2 separate regions of the Mus musculus genome follow, and region 2 is linked to region 1. Evidence: chromatin loops called from intact Hi-C (ENCODE). Cell type or tissue: left cerebral cortex. All regions are shown on one strand.

Region 1 (8,000 bases):
ATTGGTGTGGAGTACCTACACTTTTTTTCCCTATTACTTTCTAAACTGAACAGTAAAACTGTTCAGTAAGATTTACAACAGGTATTACAAATAATCTATAGATTTTAATGTATGCAGGTGAAATAGATTATGTGCAATAATTTTGCTATTTTATTTAAAGAACTTGAGTGTGCTTGGATTTTGCAACAATTTCCTGCAGACACTGAGAGATGGCTGTATTTCACTAAACATTTCTTTGAAAGTCGTTTGTGTTGAAACACAAAAGCAATAATCAGGAAAACTGTAAAAGTGGCTATAAATGTTTGAAAAATAAGGAAATTGAGCCCTCCACCCATTCTAGGGTGCCTCCTTTGCTTTTTATATAAAACTTTAAAAGATTTTTAAAATTCCAATTATAAATTTTGATTGTATTTCTAATGAGTCTATTTTGTACATGTTTTATAGAATGTAACTTCTATAGCTCTCTCCACAAGGGGACTGGGAACATTGGAAATGAGAAAAGTTAAGAAAGATGACCTCCCGTGCTGGGGATACAAGGCAGTCAGTGAAGTGCTTGCCTCTGTTCTGAGCCGTAGACCCATCCCCACAACTACAGAATCAGACATGGTAGTTGCTGCACGCCTGTAATCCCAGTACTGAGAGGTAGAAACGTTTATTGTTGTCCTTGGCTATATAGTTAGTTTTAGGCCAGCTTTGGTGAGAGACCCTGTTTTCTTCTACTCACCTAAAAGAAGATCAACCTATGACAAATATGAGTCCTTTATTATTTTTTTCTTGTCATGGTTCTACCAGCTATACCTTAAAATGTTTGTTTTAAAGCATGGGTCTGTTAATGAATTCATCCCTTTCTAAACTCCACCTCTTTTGACTATTAAGAGAGCCCTGTTTTGTCAAGTATGGGGGCGTACACTTGTAATCCCAACAACTTGTACAGCAAAAGTAGGAAGATTTCACACGGTCAGCCTAGACTGCAAAACAAGAGCCTGTCTTAAAAAATGTTATGTAGGAATTTACATAAGAATTGGCTAGAGGGATGGCTCAGTGGTTAAGAGCACTTGATCTTATAGAAGCCTTGGGTTGGGTTTCCAGAGCTTTGTGCTAACTCACTTAACCACAGTTCCAGGGGTGTGGTGCCTCTTCCCTCTGAGGGTATCAGGCATGAATGCTTTTGATTTGTTTTCTGAAATTTTAGGGCTGGAGAGATGGCTCAGTGGTTAAAAGCACTGACTGTTCTTCTGATGGTCCTGAGTTCAAATCCCAGCAACCACATGGTGGCTCACAATCATCCATAATGAGATCTGACGCCCTCTTCTGATGCATCTGAAGACAGCTACAGTGTACTTAGATATAATAATAAATAAATCTTTCTTTAAAAAAAAATTTTAGCAGCTTGGCATATAAAAAGCATATTTGGGGAGAGTAGGTCAAATTTAACTCTTCACATATTTCTGTTTCCAGCTCTATTCTACCAGTATATCTCTCCACCCCCTTTTGAGACAGAAGACAGACAGACACAGGGTCTCACTATGTAGTGCTTGGCTCATCTTCCCTCTACAGCACCAACTCACTGTGTATGTAGACCAGGCTGGCCTCAAACTCACAGAGATCTGCCTGCCTCTCCTCCCAGGTGCTGGGATCAAAGGCGTGTGCCATTATGCTTGGCTTATATGTACTCTTTAATTTATCGGATTAATTTTGTTTTTAATACATAATCCTGCAATATTTTTTTTTGGTGTTTTCTGAATTATTGACACCTACTTAGTATTAAAATATATGTACTCGTATTCATTCTTAAGCAATCTGTTTAACTAGATTAAATATTAAAGTGCATTCAGATTTTCAAATTTAAATTTTATAAATATAACTTTTTATAAAGAACTACTATCATGCAGTAGTTTTGCAGATTAATTCTATAATCAGACTTGTGTAATGATTTTTTTAAGTTATTATTTTCTGTCCAGTGTTATACACAAGCAAAAAAAAAAAATAAAAGTTCTTAAAACTATGGGCAGTTTATCTTATATATAGTCTATTTATGAAAGTACTTTTGTAATTCAAAGCTATTGGGTTAAAAACAAAACAGCTCAGTAATGTTTTCCAAACAGACTTTCACAAGTTTGATCCCCAGAAGTCATGTGTAAAAGATGTCTCATGTTGCCTGAGCTTAGAATCCTAGTGTTCATTCAGAAAGCAGGGATAGTCAGATCCCAGGCACTCACTCCCTGGATGGTCTCAGGAAAACCTTGCCTACAGAAAGGCTGGGCTACCCTCTCAAACAGAAACATAGGTTGTGCTTGCTCTGTTTACTCTTCAGCACACACACACTCAAGCATGTGTACCCATACATAGAATATTGAAGAACATTGTTCTTAGAAGGTTAAAGATGTAGTCCCTGAATTCAGTCCTTGGTACCAAATAGCAAACTATTGTTAAATAACCTGCAGAGAATTACAGATCATCCATACAATCTCCCCTGTTCTTAAGTGCTTTGAAAATAGCAGATCTCATCCATGCTTTCCTCATTCTCTCCCCTTTTATTTTATTTAATTTATTTTGAGACAGTAAGTATACTATTACAAAGCCTGGGATAGCCTTGAACTCAATGATTCTCTTCCTCAGCCTACTGAGCACTTCTATTACAGGTCTGCACCACACACTTGTTGGATTATTTCTTTTGTTTTGGGCATCTGTTCGTTTGGTTTTGGTTTGTTTTTTTTTTTTTTTTTTTTTTTGTTTTTTTTTTTTTTTTTTTTTTTTTGAGACAGGGTCTCACCATGTAACTAGCTGGCCTGGAACTCACCATGTAGACCAGGCTGTTCTCAAACTCAATGCAGCTCAGTTCTGCCTCCTGAGTACTAAGATTAAAGGCATGTGCCAGTCAGCTTATGATCCCATTTTTAAATGAGTGTTAGAGGTCTGAAAATTGAATAGAATGTTATAGAAAGAAAATTTGTACTTTTTGTTCAAAACAGACTTATAAAGAGCACTTAGAAGGACAGAAACATAAAAAAAAGGAAGCCGCATTGAAAGCCTCTCAAAATACCAGCAGCAGCAACAACTCAACTCGTGGGACACAAAATCAGCTACGTTGCGAGCTCTGTGATGTGTCTTGTACAGGAGCAGATGCATATGCTGCCCACATTCGTGGTGCTAAGCATCAGAAAGTAGGTGTTTTGGTCCCCCCTCCCACCCACACACAGCCTTATGTCTACTCTGCTTACTTTCACTTTTCAACAGGGGTTTGAAAACACTTGACTTCCATTTTTGAAACCTTTGAGTGTGTTATAAACCTTGCTTAAATGTTAACATACATCACGGTAACATCAAATAGTCATTGCTTAAAAGACAAACACTAGCGACCTTTAAGTTGAGTTAAACCACTTGCTTTACAATTTGGGATTCATTCATTTGTCTTGATTAACTACAGACTGATTTGCTTATAGACAAGTCCTTTCATCAATAAACACAGATGTTAAAATGAGTTTTGTCTATAACTGAAAAAAACATAGCAAAGAAAATTAAGTTTTGATTTTCACTTTATAGTCTTACTCAGACAAACTTTTTAAAAGACAACAACACATTTGAGTTTCCTGACAGGTGTGCTTTTTGTTTTGTAGGTGGTTAAATTACACACAAAACTTGGTAAACCTATTCCTTCAACGGAACCAAATGTTGTTAGCCAAGCTACTTCTTCAACAGCTGCATCTGCTTCAAAACCAACTGCCTCTCCTTCAAGTATTGGCGCAAGCAATTGTACTCTGAACACGTCATCAATTGCAACTTCTTCAGTGAAAGGTCTTTCAACTACAGGAAACTCGTCTCTTAATAGTACATCCAACACTAAAGTGTCAGCGATACCTACCAATATGGCTGCCAAGAAAACATCTACACCCAAAATAAACTTTGTTGGCAAGTACTAAAGATTGATTCTTTGTGTTCCTCCTAACTGTCAGAGTGGTTTTTCTTTTCCATTGTATTGCTGGCTATTGAACCCTTATGTGTGCCAGGCAAACACTGAATGGCTAAGCAGCCTCTGTTCTCTCTGCTCTCTAAACAATAAATACACAGTCAGATACCCTTTCTGACACCTATTGCAAGACTCAGCGGGTACCGCATTTCTTAAGAGCCAAGCATGTCTCATACCTGTAGTATCGATACTTGGGAGTCTGATGAGTCAGAAGGATTGCTGAAAGTTTGACACCAGCCTGCATTTGGCTCCAGGCTAGAATAAGCTATTACGATAAAAACTAAAAAGCAAACAGACAAACAAACAAACAAACAAAATCAGCTCCTGCCAGATCCACTGGTCAGTTTTGGTTTCATCCTATTGACCGCTTTAACTTAAACTTGACATAATTGACTGCTATACCTTAAACCTAAAATAAATCTTAGTTTCTAGCATATATGTCCATCCATCGCTTTTGGGGGGTGGTATCTTACTGATTCTCTACCCATGTTTTTGTTAAATGGCATTATTCCTAAAATTGTGGTTCTGTGTCTCATCTCTGTGTGCAATAGCATCCTTAGGCAATTTCATGCATTCTAGTGTATGCAGCTATAAAAATCTGGCAATATCAGAATCCCACCTGAGTTTGAGAATCATATTTTGGTTGCTTGCTGATCTTCTAATAGATATCCCCTTTCTATTGTGTCCCATTACAAGGATACTACAAAATACTCATTAAAAATGACTGATTTTTCCCCCTTTTTTAAAGGGAGAGCTTCACTAACATTATTCCTTCTTTTTAGTTGCCTTTTCCCTGTTGCTATTTCCTTATCTATACAGTGCCTTTCCTATATTTATTCTCTTCAAAATAATCTCTGTGTTCTTGTTAGTGTACCTTCTCTTTTAAAATCTTCACTGGCCGGCCTTTATATGTAGGATAAAGTCTATTAATGACTGTGTCATCCAAGCCTCTATAACTGACCTGTACCTCCTCTCTTCCCTTTATGTCAGCTCCACCTGGGGAGGAGCTGATGCTACAGCACTGACTTTCTTCCTTTGTACATGCTGCACTTTGTGTTTAGACATTACTCTCTTGCATCTTGACTGTTCATTCTCAATGGTAGTCTCTCAAAGCACAGTTCAGATGACACAGCCTTTGTGAAGTCATTTCTACCAGATGAGGGGGCTTGTGACTCTTCTGCTTCACTCTTACAACATTCAGCTTCTACTTAGCACAGGACATTAGGAATGCTTGTGCCTTCCTTTAAATTATGAGCAGCTCAATCATAGTTGCATTGACTTTTACTTTTTTTATTATTTACTTATATTTAGAGATTTATTTATTTATTTATTTGTTATATGTAAGTACACTGTAGCGGACTTAGACACACCAGAAGAGGGCATTAGATTCCATTACAAATGGTTGTGAGCCACAGTGTGGTTGCTAAAATTTGAACTCAGGATCTCTGGAAGAGCAGTTAGTGCTCTTAACTGTGGAGCCTTCTCTCCAGCCTGTCTTATACTTTTTAGTACAGTTTTGCTAAAGTTGTTATTTGACAATTTCTTACATGTGTATAAAATTGTCTTGTTCTTTTGGTACCTACTTAGCTTTAAGATCATTAACAGTATGTTATTCTCCTGAATATGTTAAATTTAATTGGTTAAAGTAAAAGCAGTGATTTGTAGGGTTTTTTGTTTTGTTTTGTTTTTCCATATTTGAGGCTATTCACACTTTGAATTTAGAATAAAAACAGATGCAAGCTGGGAAGACCAAGACCACAGTGGGTAAAAGATATGCCAAGCCTGATGACTCCAGTCCCTGTTAGCATATGGTAGGAGAGAGGAAAACCTGACATGTGCTTATGGCCAACACAGACTGAATATGTAGTTCCATTGAAGCTTGCCTAGCATGTATAAACCTGGGCTCAATCCCCGCCCCCACATCAACTCCACATTTGGGAGGTAGTGAACTGCCAGAAATGATAATGCCCATGTCAGAGATGAAAAAAACAGGATAAAACACTGTGGAGAGGTGGGGATAGATAAATACCAGTTTGTTATTAATCACAGTTTAGGGAGTTCAATATCAGTATAAACACAGGTTATATTTAATCCCTTTTCATGTTCCTCTGTTCAGTTTGGAATCTAAATGTTAGGAGAACCAAAATGGGATACCTCTTTTGCATAAAGTTTAGTTAGTAGTAGTAGTAGTAGTAGTAAAGATTGCGTTTAAGTTTCATCCTAATGGGTTTATACATTTATACAGTGATAAGATTACTATAATTTTTTGCTTTTTTAGGTGGAAATAAGCTACAGTCAACAGGAAATAAAACGGAAGACTTAAAAGGAATTGACTGTGTTAAGAATACTCCTGCTGCCTCTGCTGTGCAGATTCCAGAAGTAAAGCAAGATGCAGGGTCAGAACCAGTCACACCTGCGTCCCTTGCTGCTCTGCAGAGTGATGTACAACCAGTGGGACATGATTATGTTGAAGAGGTATTGATCTGAGTAATCATTGCTCCAAAATTATGCAAAAGGAAAAATGTGTCAAATAATATCCAGCTTTATTTTAGATTTCAGTTACCTATAAAATTAAGGTTGATAATCTGATTTATACCATTCATTTGGTTTCCTTAGCTGACTAGGACAGTCCCTGTTTTCACGTTAAGTAAGCACAGTAAATAAGTAAAGGAACAAGGGAACATCCCACAGGCTTGAATTAATAGTTGCTATGAACAGAAGGATCATATAGTAGTGTTGTGTAACACTACAGTTTGCTATTACTCTATAGGAAGGCATGTATACATTTCCAAGGACTAATTTAGGTCTTTGAAATTGGGGTGTTTGCCCATCAAACTTGTGGTGATTGGATATAATTGAGTGGTTTTGGTAATTGACTGTTTCATAATCTGTCTATCAAGAGATTACATTATATATTGAGGTTTTTGTTTATGAAGGTACACAGTAATTTGTAAATTACTATCTCTTATAAAGGTAAGATTTGGTTACCTTTTAAAAACATGTTCTCAGACACCTTTATTTCTAATGATTTGGATTAGTTTAGACAATTTGACTCGTATTGTATTAATAGCACAATTTCAACTTAATAGTAACATTTGAATCAGGTTTTTTTCCATTGTGCAGTAGGAAAAAAGCCTGCATCTTAATCGACTTCATATGCACAGAAGTCTTGAGCTTTGAGAAGTTTGTATGTCAAAGTTGTGTTTTAAAATCACTCTCATCTCCAAGAAGCAAGTGTCAATAACATTTATGAATTTAAGGCATCTAACTATATTAAAGAGGCATTGTTGACTCATACAGGGTCAGCTTAAAATGGAACCAATAAACATTCAGTCATGGATGGTTCAGGGCCTCACGGAGCTAGACTGCTACTTGCAGATCTGCTGCCATTTGCTGACTGCTGAGAAGAAGTGCGAGTTATCTTCAGTGATGTAGACACTGGCACATTGCCCATGCTCCTGTAGATAAATCCATAGATCTGCCCACGCAGGTAGCCCAGTTGAATCTGTTAGATCACAAAACAAAAAGACATGGAATTATAAAAGCAGCTTATTTGGGGGAGAAGAGTTGGCAAAGATGGGAATGAATAATAGTAGATAGGATATGATCAGAATATATTATATATGTGTATGAAATGGCCAAAGAATTAATAGAAATGATTCAAAAAGAAATCCAAATACTTTCAGACAGATACTGAAGTGAAAGATACTTTACAAAGGCAAGTATATGCTGGTATTCATCACAGTCCCAGTTTCTATCCTTTTTAGAAAAGTTTGGTCTGCGAAGTCAAGAACAGAGATAGGTAGAACTATGTCAGTTCAAGGCCAGACTGGTCTACATAGGCCAGCACAGGCTACAGTACTGAGAAAGTGTTTCAAAGGTTACTTCCAAATTGGTCAAAGGTTCTATTTTTCCACACCAAGGTACGAAATGATGAAGGAAAAGTCATTCGCTTCCATTGTAAATTATGTGAATGCAGCTTTAATGACCCCAATGCTAAAGAGATGCACCTAAAAGGACGAAGACATAGACT
Region 2 (8,000 bases), 160 kb before region 1:
CAAAACTGTCATTTCACTTATGTGGATTTTTAGTGTTGAGAACAAAACCCAGATCTCAGGCACGCCACATACACGCTCTATTACACCAGCTGCCTTTTGAATGGCAACCAGAATATTGAAGTTTTTATGAGCGATCTATATTGATATTAAAATCTTAAATTTTTTAGTCATAGGTTCAATTTTATATCCAGTTTAACTTCCAACAGTGCACCTACATAATGCCTATTTTGACCAATAAGTACAGTAACAATCCGAAGATTGTCACAAACATATAGAGAACCAGATTTGGCATTGGCAAATTTATATCCAGACATTGGCAGTTTTATATCCTGTCTCTTCCAACATTTGTTCCATATTTCCACCAAATTTCAATGTGTTTAGCTCTGTGCTGAGTTCTTCCATCAGCATCCATTTCACTTTGGGAAACTCCTTAGAGTGACTCAAAAGGGGCATGGCAGAGTGCACAATTCAGATGGGTATGGGTGCACTCTGGAATCGTGCTATCAAGAGTGACACTCAGCTTCACCATCCCTAGCTGCCTTTCCTAGACTCAGTTTCTTAATCAGTAAATATGACTTCCACATCAAAGGGTGGTTATAATATTTAAATCAGGTACAATGAAACCTCAATCCAACATCCCATACACGCAAACAATGTATTTTTCAGAAAACTGCTGAGGGACCATGAGAATGTAATAGGCAGCAGCAGGAAGGAAGCCTGTGAGGCTAAGTCAGTTCCTTAGGAAACATATGCAAGAATGAAATCAAGGATTAGCCACTGTGGAAAATCCTGAATGAAATCTCAGACAGAAATAATCAGTAAAGATAAAAAAGGAAGCTTCTAAGACACACTTGAAAACTGCATCAAAGAAGTGTCACCTTTAACAGTGGGCAGACTAGTACTAGAAGAACACATTTTTTTCCTTTTATTAAAAAAGAATACACATTTATTCACTGAATGGGTGCACACATGCATACATGTATGGGCCCCCCTGTGCCACAGAGTTTTCCACAGTATAGGTAGTATCCATTCTCTCCTTTACCTCATGGGTCCTGGATCATACGGCTTGGCACCAAGTGCCTTCACCTGCTGAGGCACCATACCTTACTGGCCCAAGAAAGCATTTCCTCAACTAAATCAACCCATAGAACTACATAAATTTAGGTAGTGTAGTGTTAATCTTTTTCAAAGTTTTTTAACATGACCATGTACAACAGTTTCACCTGACATTTTCCTGCATGTATATAATGTATCTCACCCTCCACTCCCTTGCTATGCCCCATTTCCCACTCCTGCCCATCGCCTGCCTCTTCCCAACCAGTCCCTCCTCTACTATGTGCGCGCCTTTGTCTACGCTCCCTGGAGCACAAGTTAACAGTTCATCTTGACCATCAACTCAATGGATTTAGTTAGAACCATTATGAACACACCTCTGTGAGTGTCCACAAGTATCTGTGGACAGATTAAACTGATGAAAGAAGACCTGCCCTGAATGTGGGTGGCCCCACCCGCCTAAGGCCTCAGTGACACCAAGCCCAGCCCCAGGACACTCTTCTCTCCACATCCTGACTGGGCCCCACGTGAGCAGCTGCCTTCTGGCTGGGTCGAATAAACCCTTCTTCCCTTAAGTTGCTTTTATCTCCTATTTTGTCACAAGAAAACTAAACATAAGTTGGTGCAAATGGTTTCTAGTTACTTTGTAACAGAATAAACTGTTTCTACATGCTAAGAGGCTTGAACTGGGCAAAGCACCAATACTAAGGGGATAGAGACCTTTAAGGACTCTGTATTAGAGAACATCTTGCTAGAGCTGAATCCAAAGCAAACACTAAACCCAGGAGTTTGCTACTTCTCATTTTACAGTTTCCAAAGTAATGCCTAATCTGCCTAGGAACTGATAAAAATGAAGTTAAAGTTAGTGATCAATTCAACGTGACAATAGATGCTGTTTTCCTAGGTTTCATTACAAACTGCTTATAAGAGGATCAACCAAGTAAGGCCAATCCTTAACCTGTATTCCCTGTAACATTTTAAGGCAAGCATTCAATCAGTATTAACATCAAACTGAAGAAATAAAACCTCACCTTTTCTTCCTGGTTTCATTTCACCTTCTGAATCCATCCAATATTCTCTAATATCAATTAGAATTTTTCCTTTGAAGTCCCGAACACTGACATATCTCATCTTTCCAATCTAGCAGAGAGTGAGAAAGAAAATGCATAAAGAGAGGTTTTGAATTTATATTCACAACTTGCACTTATAATCCTGGAATAAGTATTCAACTGCAATTGGAAGGGGGGGTGCATGCATGTATGTATGTCCACAGAATGACTTCAAGTGTCTTTATCATTCTCTGCCTTGCCTTGAAAAGATCTCTCACTGTTAAGTTGGCAGACCACAGAGTATCCAGGAGCTGTCATTTCTGCCCCTCAGTGCTGGGATTATAGCCATCTGCAGCCAAATCCAACTACCTCAGGGGGGTGCTGAGCATTAAAGCTCTGGTCTTTCTTTGTACAAGCATTTCTGCTTATTGAGCTATCTTTCTTCAGTCTCACTTTAAAAATTATGAAATTTAATATAACACAGTAAATAGAATGGATGTCCTTTGACAAAAATAGAAACATAATGTTCCAATAATCCCGCTTTGAGGGCAAAACATATACTTAACAGACCGGACATATTCTGAGAAATGAATACTCAGAAGATTCTCCTGTGTGAGCATCAGAATGTACTTAGTGAGACAACTTACACACCATGGTACCAATCCTAGAGTATCCTCACTTATATGTATGTGTTCAATTGACTGACACTTGCGGCACATAACTGCACATCCAAAACAACTGGCAGTAGAGTCTCCCAAGAGATCTTAACTATCCTTAATTACACTATTCATAATAGCTAAGAAGTAGAAGCAACCCAAAAGTCTATCCTTAGATGAGGACACAAATAGAACATGGCTTACACATGCAATGGAACACTATTCAGTCTTTATATAGGCAATCCTGTCTATGCTATAGCGTTAAGTGAAATAACAGCAGTACAATCTGATTCAACCTAAATGAAATGCCTACAGCCTAATGCAGTAAACTCAGAGAAATCAAAAAGTAAAACACCTCAGAAGGCAGCAACAGGCAGCTGTGTTCAAGGTTAGCTTGGTTTACACATAGCAAGCTCCAGGCTACCAAGGGTGTGCTGGCTGAACAGAAACAGCTAGCTACCAATGAGCTGGAATGGTTGGCCCACAGGACTGCAACTATTGGGGAGTGTGGCCTTGTTAGAGTTCATATGACCTTATTGGAGGAAGTGTGTACTGTTGTTGGTTTAAAAAAAAAAAAAAAAAGCAAAACACACAAAACAAAATCACAATCATTTATTTGATTTTACCAATGAAGTCTTGGGAGCCAGGTGCTGGGGTGGAAAATTGCTAGCTCAGAGAGGCAGAGAAAGCACCCAGCTGACTAACCTTCCTCCTTAGCCCAAGTCCCACCAGAATGCCCTCTCTCTCACGCCATGTCAAACAAATTCCTTCAAACTCAATGTCCCTCCTTCTCCTTCCTGTGCATTTCTGTCCTCCTGACTCCTCTTGTCCTCTACGTTTCTTAATGATCCTATGCTCACTTCCTGTCACTTGCTCTGCCTCTTGACCTATGGTTGACTTTGTTTAATCCTGTTTACAATATTCAAGCAGCAAGTGCTTTGACTAAAGGTATGTGCTAAGGCTGAGCCACACAACTAAAAACAGGTTTTTCCAGTAAATACAATCTCAGGGTTCACAGTGTGATCAAGTATCTTACAACACTGTACACACTTGTAGGGGGTGGGCGTTGAGGTCTCATACTCAAACTATGCCCAGTGTGGCTCACAGTAGCTTTTGCTGCCTTCAGATTAAGATACAGAACTCTCAGCTCTTCCTCTGAAGACTATAAAACCTCTGAAACTATAAAAGCCAGCCCCAATTAAAAGTTTTCCTTTACACATAGAGTTGCCATGATCAGTGTCTTTTACAGCAACAAAAACTGTAGCTAAGAGACAGGCCTACATACCGAGACCCTGTCATTTTTAAAAAATAAATAAAAAACCTTATTTATACTGGTGGCTTAACACAAACTATGTGGTTTTTGAATGTCCCCACTTTCTAGATTCAGTACATGTAAGGAAAGTGTGTACTAAAGCAGACAGACATAGGACAAGAATTAAGAATGCAGCCCAAAAATAGGGCATGCATTTAATAAACTCACCAAGTTATTTAGGAAAGATCCAAAGTATTCAAAGGAAGGGCCGCTGTTGTGATGTGAATGAAAATGGCCTCCTTAGGCTCTTAAGGAGAGGCATTATTTTAAAGGATTAGGACACCTGGCCTTGTCAGAGTAGGTGCAGTCTTTTTGGAGGAAGTGAGAGTGAACTTTGAGGTTTCAGAAGCTCAAGCCACACTCAGTGTCTCTCCATTCCGGCTGCCCGTGGAATTCAGCTACTCTCCAGCAAGTCATTTGCCTACCTGCCACCACGCTTCTTGCCATGGTGACAAGGGACTAAACCACTGAACTGTAAGCCAGCTCCAAGAAAATGTTTTTCTAAGAGTTGTATAGTGCCTCTTCACAGCAACAGAACACTGACTGAGACAAAAGTCTTCATAAAAGGCAAAACTGTAGGTGTACGCTACAGGTGGATCTCTGTGGGTCTAAAACTAGCTCTGTTGTGCAGCCAGAGCCATACAAAAAAACCTTGTCTCAAGAAACCCAACAAAAAATGAACCAAAGCTCTTTTTTTCCTAGTGAGAAAAAAAAAGTCATCCCCTAAAAATAGACCCCATTTCTCAAAAATCTCTACCAAAAAACAACTTTTAAAAGTCATGGTAATACATGTCTACAGCCTCTGCTCTTGAGGAGAGGCAGGAGGATTGCTAAAAACTCAAATTAGCCTATTCTATATAGTGACTTCCAAGTAAGCTAGGGCTATTAAAAACAAAACAAACAAAAAGACCCTCAATTCAGACTCCCCCCACCCCATCAGGCCAGAGGTAGAAAGGAAAGCGCACAGCATGATGGTAAAAGAAAGCCAAGATACAGTTATGAAACTGGATATTCCAAAGCCCTTCTTTACAAACACTACAAAATACTCTAGTCAATTATATATTTATCCTGCCCCAGTTACTCGCTGTACTTAAGTCAAATAGCCCTGGAAGATCTCCACCAGACTTCTGATATCAGCAAGACTTCCCAGGCTTCAACCACACAGGCTCTGTAGTTCATACACAACCCGAGCTCCTTCCCACTTCAAGGTATTAACTCAATTTCCTGCTCTTGAAAATGCTCCCTTTGTCCACACACCGCACCGATCACGTTTTAAGATTTAGGTGCCTTATCTTTTTAATGAGATTCTCATGCCTACTCTCTCAATCTGTTCACTACTTCTCAGGACCCATTGTCATTTTTACTATGCGTATGTAATCATGGTTCCCTTAAATTCCACAAGGTTACAGATCACATTCCACATGGATTACTAGGACCTGGCAAAGCCTGAATGAAATAGAGCACTGTAAGCATCCAACTTAATATCCATTTGAAGCAATAACAGCATTCTTTTACATTCCTCATCACATACCTTCACCTATATTCTCTATCAAACCAACCTTTGCCCCGAAACTATACTGAAGTCGAAGAACTGAAACCTATAACTAAATAATTAATCTACATTTTCTTTTTGTCTATTTCTTTCTTCTACTACTTTTAGTTTTCTTTCACCACTTTATCTACTTACATCCTTTCTCCTCTCATCATTCATTTGCAAATCTCTCATAAGCTGCTATCGCCTCCTCTCTTTGGTTTGTGTTCTTTGGTGGTTGGCTATTTGGTCGAGCACGTGTAAAAGCCAACAAGAATAATTCCCAGCCAAGCCCCCCAGGCGCTACAGGAGATCCTCAGTGGCCACATTTGCTGGCAGGTCTACCTTACAGCTGGTCTTTCTTCATCACCGTCTTTGTAATCATCACTCTCTCCCTTATCAATACAAATGAAAGTCTATATAACTGCCTCCATAATCTCACAGCATTATTTACTTACAATGCCTCATCTCACCGATCAGTGTTTGCAGTGAAGCAAATACTGAATTGCTACAAACACTTTAATAAAGCCAAGACACCCAGCAGCCCTCCCTGGGGTTCCCATCTCACTCCATCTATTCTCTCCGATGCCCCTTTCCTTAAGCTCAGACTCCTGGTCTAAACACGCTATCCCAGCATTGTCTGTACCCATACACTATTGTCCCCAGCCTTCTGTTTCTTATGAAGCCTAAGTTATGCCATTTCTCTCAAATACTATCAAATTTACACTTTCCAGTCAAATACTCATCCTACTTACTCAAATTTGCTTCCCAAATATATAGTTCTAAATCTTTTTTTGGCTTTCTGTGACCTTTGGATTTGTATCATTTAAATATAGTAAAACTAGACTTCTACTGGGCTTTTACCAATAGCCCAGAATTGAACAAATTACCCTCACTTTCTACTCTGGTCAAGAGGACTATACAAGGGAAGACTGGTGTGCTCAGATCAGGATCTGTCCACTGGACTCAGTGCCCTCCGACTCTACCTGGAACATGTTGTCATCTCTGCTGCTGCTGCTCTGCTTGGAGGATGCCAGTGCTCTAGAAGTCTCACCAGGCTTCTGCTTCTTCACGGGCTTCTCTGGAACCGCTTGCTTTTTCCTCTTTAACTTAAAACAGGCAAGAACACACACTTGTGAAGTTCAAAACACTTCATTAAAAAGTTACTCAAATTTTTGACTTATGAAAAATATGTACATTAAAATTTTTTAACTATGAATCTAGTCTTCACATAACTAATGATAGTATTTTTACACTCTACTCTCAAAATCCCCAAAGATTCCTCAGATGTTAAAACAGTGATCTTGTGAACTAGAACCCACACACTACTCTCTGGAAAGAGAAAGACAAGCAGCCTATAACTTCTGTATAAACTTTTGGAAACCACAAATCCACCAGAAGCTTTCCTCTTATTATTTTAAGTTTTTAAAAACAAAGTATACTGGTATATCCTGTAACCCTGACTAAGGTTGAGGCAGGAAAGCTGAAGATCAAACAAAAAAACAAACAAAACCAACATATTTATGACTAAAACTGACTACTTACTAATTCTTTGTCTATTCCAAAAGGTATCTGTACTTTCTCAAGAATGTATGCTTCCAGCCTGGACTACATAGCAAGCTCCAGGCCAGTCAGGGCTACATAATTTAACTCTTAGGAGGAAAAAATAAAAAAGCATGCCTAGGTAAAGGAAGTTACTATCTTATACCAGGCACTGAAAATCAACAACTCAAAAACTTCTTCAGCACTAAGAATTGATGATGGACAGTAGTAAGACTAGTGTACTCAACCCCATATTTTAGAATTAGCACTAGTATAAAAAAATTGCATATGACCTCATTCTCAAAATGAGCGAAAAGTTAAAAAAATAAGAATTTTTAAAAACCCATGTTAAGTTTCCAGCCCAAACAGTAGAGGGCAGGCATGTTCCTTCTTAGTGGAAAGGACAAACTAGTTTAATATTACTAAACGTATATTAAATTTGTTGAGGCTAGGGCAATAATATGCTATGAAATGAAAACTATGGAAGCACCTAATGTAAATGTTTACAGAATTAATAGTACTGTGAGACAAGCTACACAGTCAGCTAAGCAAAACACAATCCTCTGAGTGGTGCACGCAGCAAGTAACCTCAGTGTCAGTGACACTCACTCTTAGAGGCTACACTCTACAAGTTCTGAAAAGACTTCAAGTACAGCTATATATGATGTTTGAAGCCTTATTTCAAAATTATAAATGATACTACAGTCTATCTGTACATTTATAGGCTCCAACTTTCCTAAGTTTTCCTATAGAGCTCCCTTTTCTTAGGGAGTACAGAGGCCAAAAAAACAAACAAAACCTAAACAATAACAAAAATTTTTTTAAAAAAAATTTTAAGAAGAGGGGGGGTTGCTGCT

What was found. A loop is a pair of places that touch in the nucleus more often than their neighbours do. Peaks named below come from ENCODE experiments on the same cell type or tissue, not always from the same donor. Only the 100,000 strongest peaks of a DNase experiment are listed, where the experiment ranks them.
Region 2: it touches region 1 in a loop (4-fold over the local background); 4 of 42 quality-filtered maps call a loop at or near these places.

What each region holds. Positions count from the first base shown.
Region 1 is chr15:12,146,556-12,154,555 of GRCm38, forward strand. It overlaps Zfr (zinc finger RNA binding protein), which reads left to right. Exons shown (of 20, transcript NM_011767.2): 7 at 2,973-3,164; 8 at 3,618-3,909; 9 at 6,246-6,442; 10 at 7,891-8,000. Among named protein-coding and RNA genes, the nearest start is that of Mir1898, 21 kb to the right of the region's middle. In left cerebral cortex, no CTCF peak of the experiment used is centred here; DNase peaks (open chromatin) are centred at 3,127 and 7,417.
Region 2 is chr15:11,984,372-11,992,371 of GRCm38, forward strand. Sub1 (SUB1 homolog, transcriptional regulator) reads right to left here. Exons shown (of 5, transcript NM_011294.3): 3 at 6,588-6,710; 4 at 2,085-2,193. Among named protein-coding and RNA genes, the nearest start is that of Sub1, 7.6 kb to the right of the region's middle. In left cerebral cortex, a CTCF peak has its summit at 7,507 (motif pointing right); no DNase peak of the experiment used is centred here.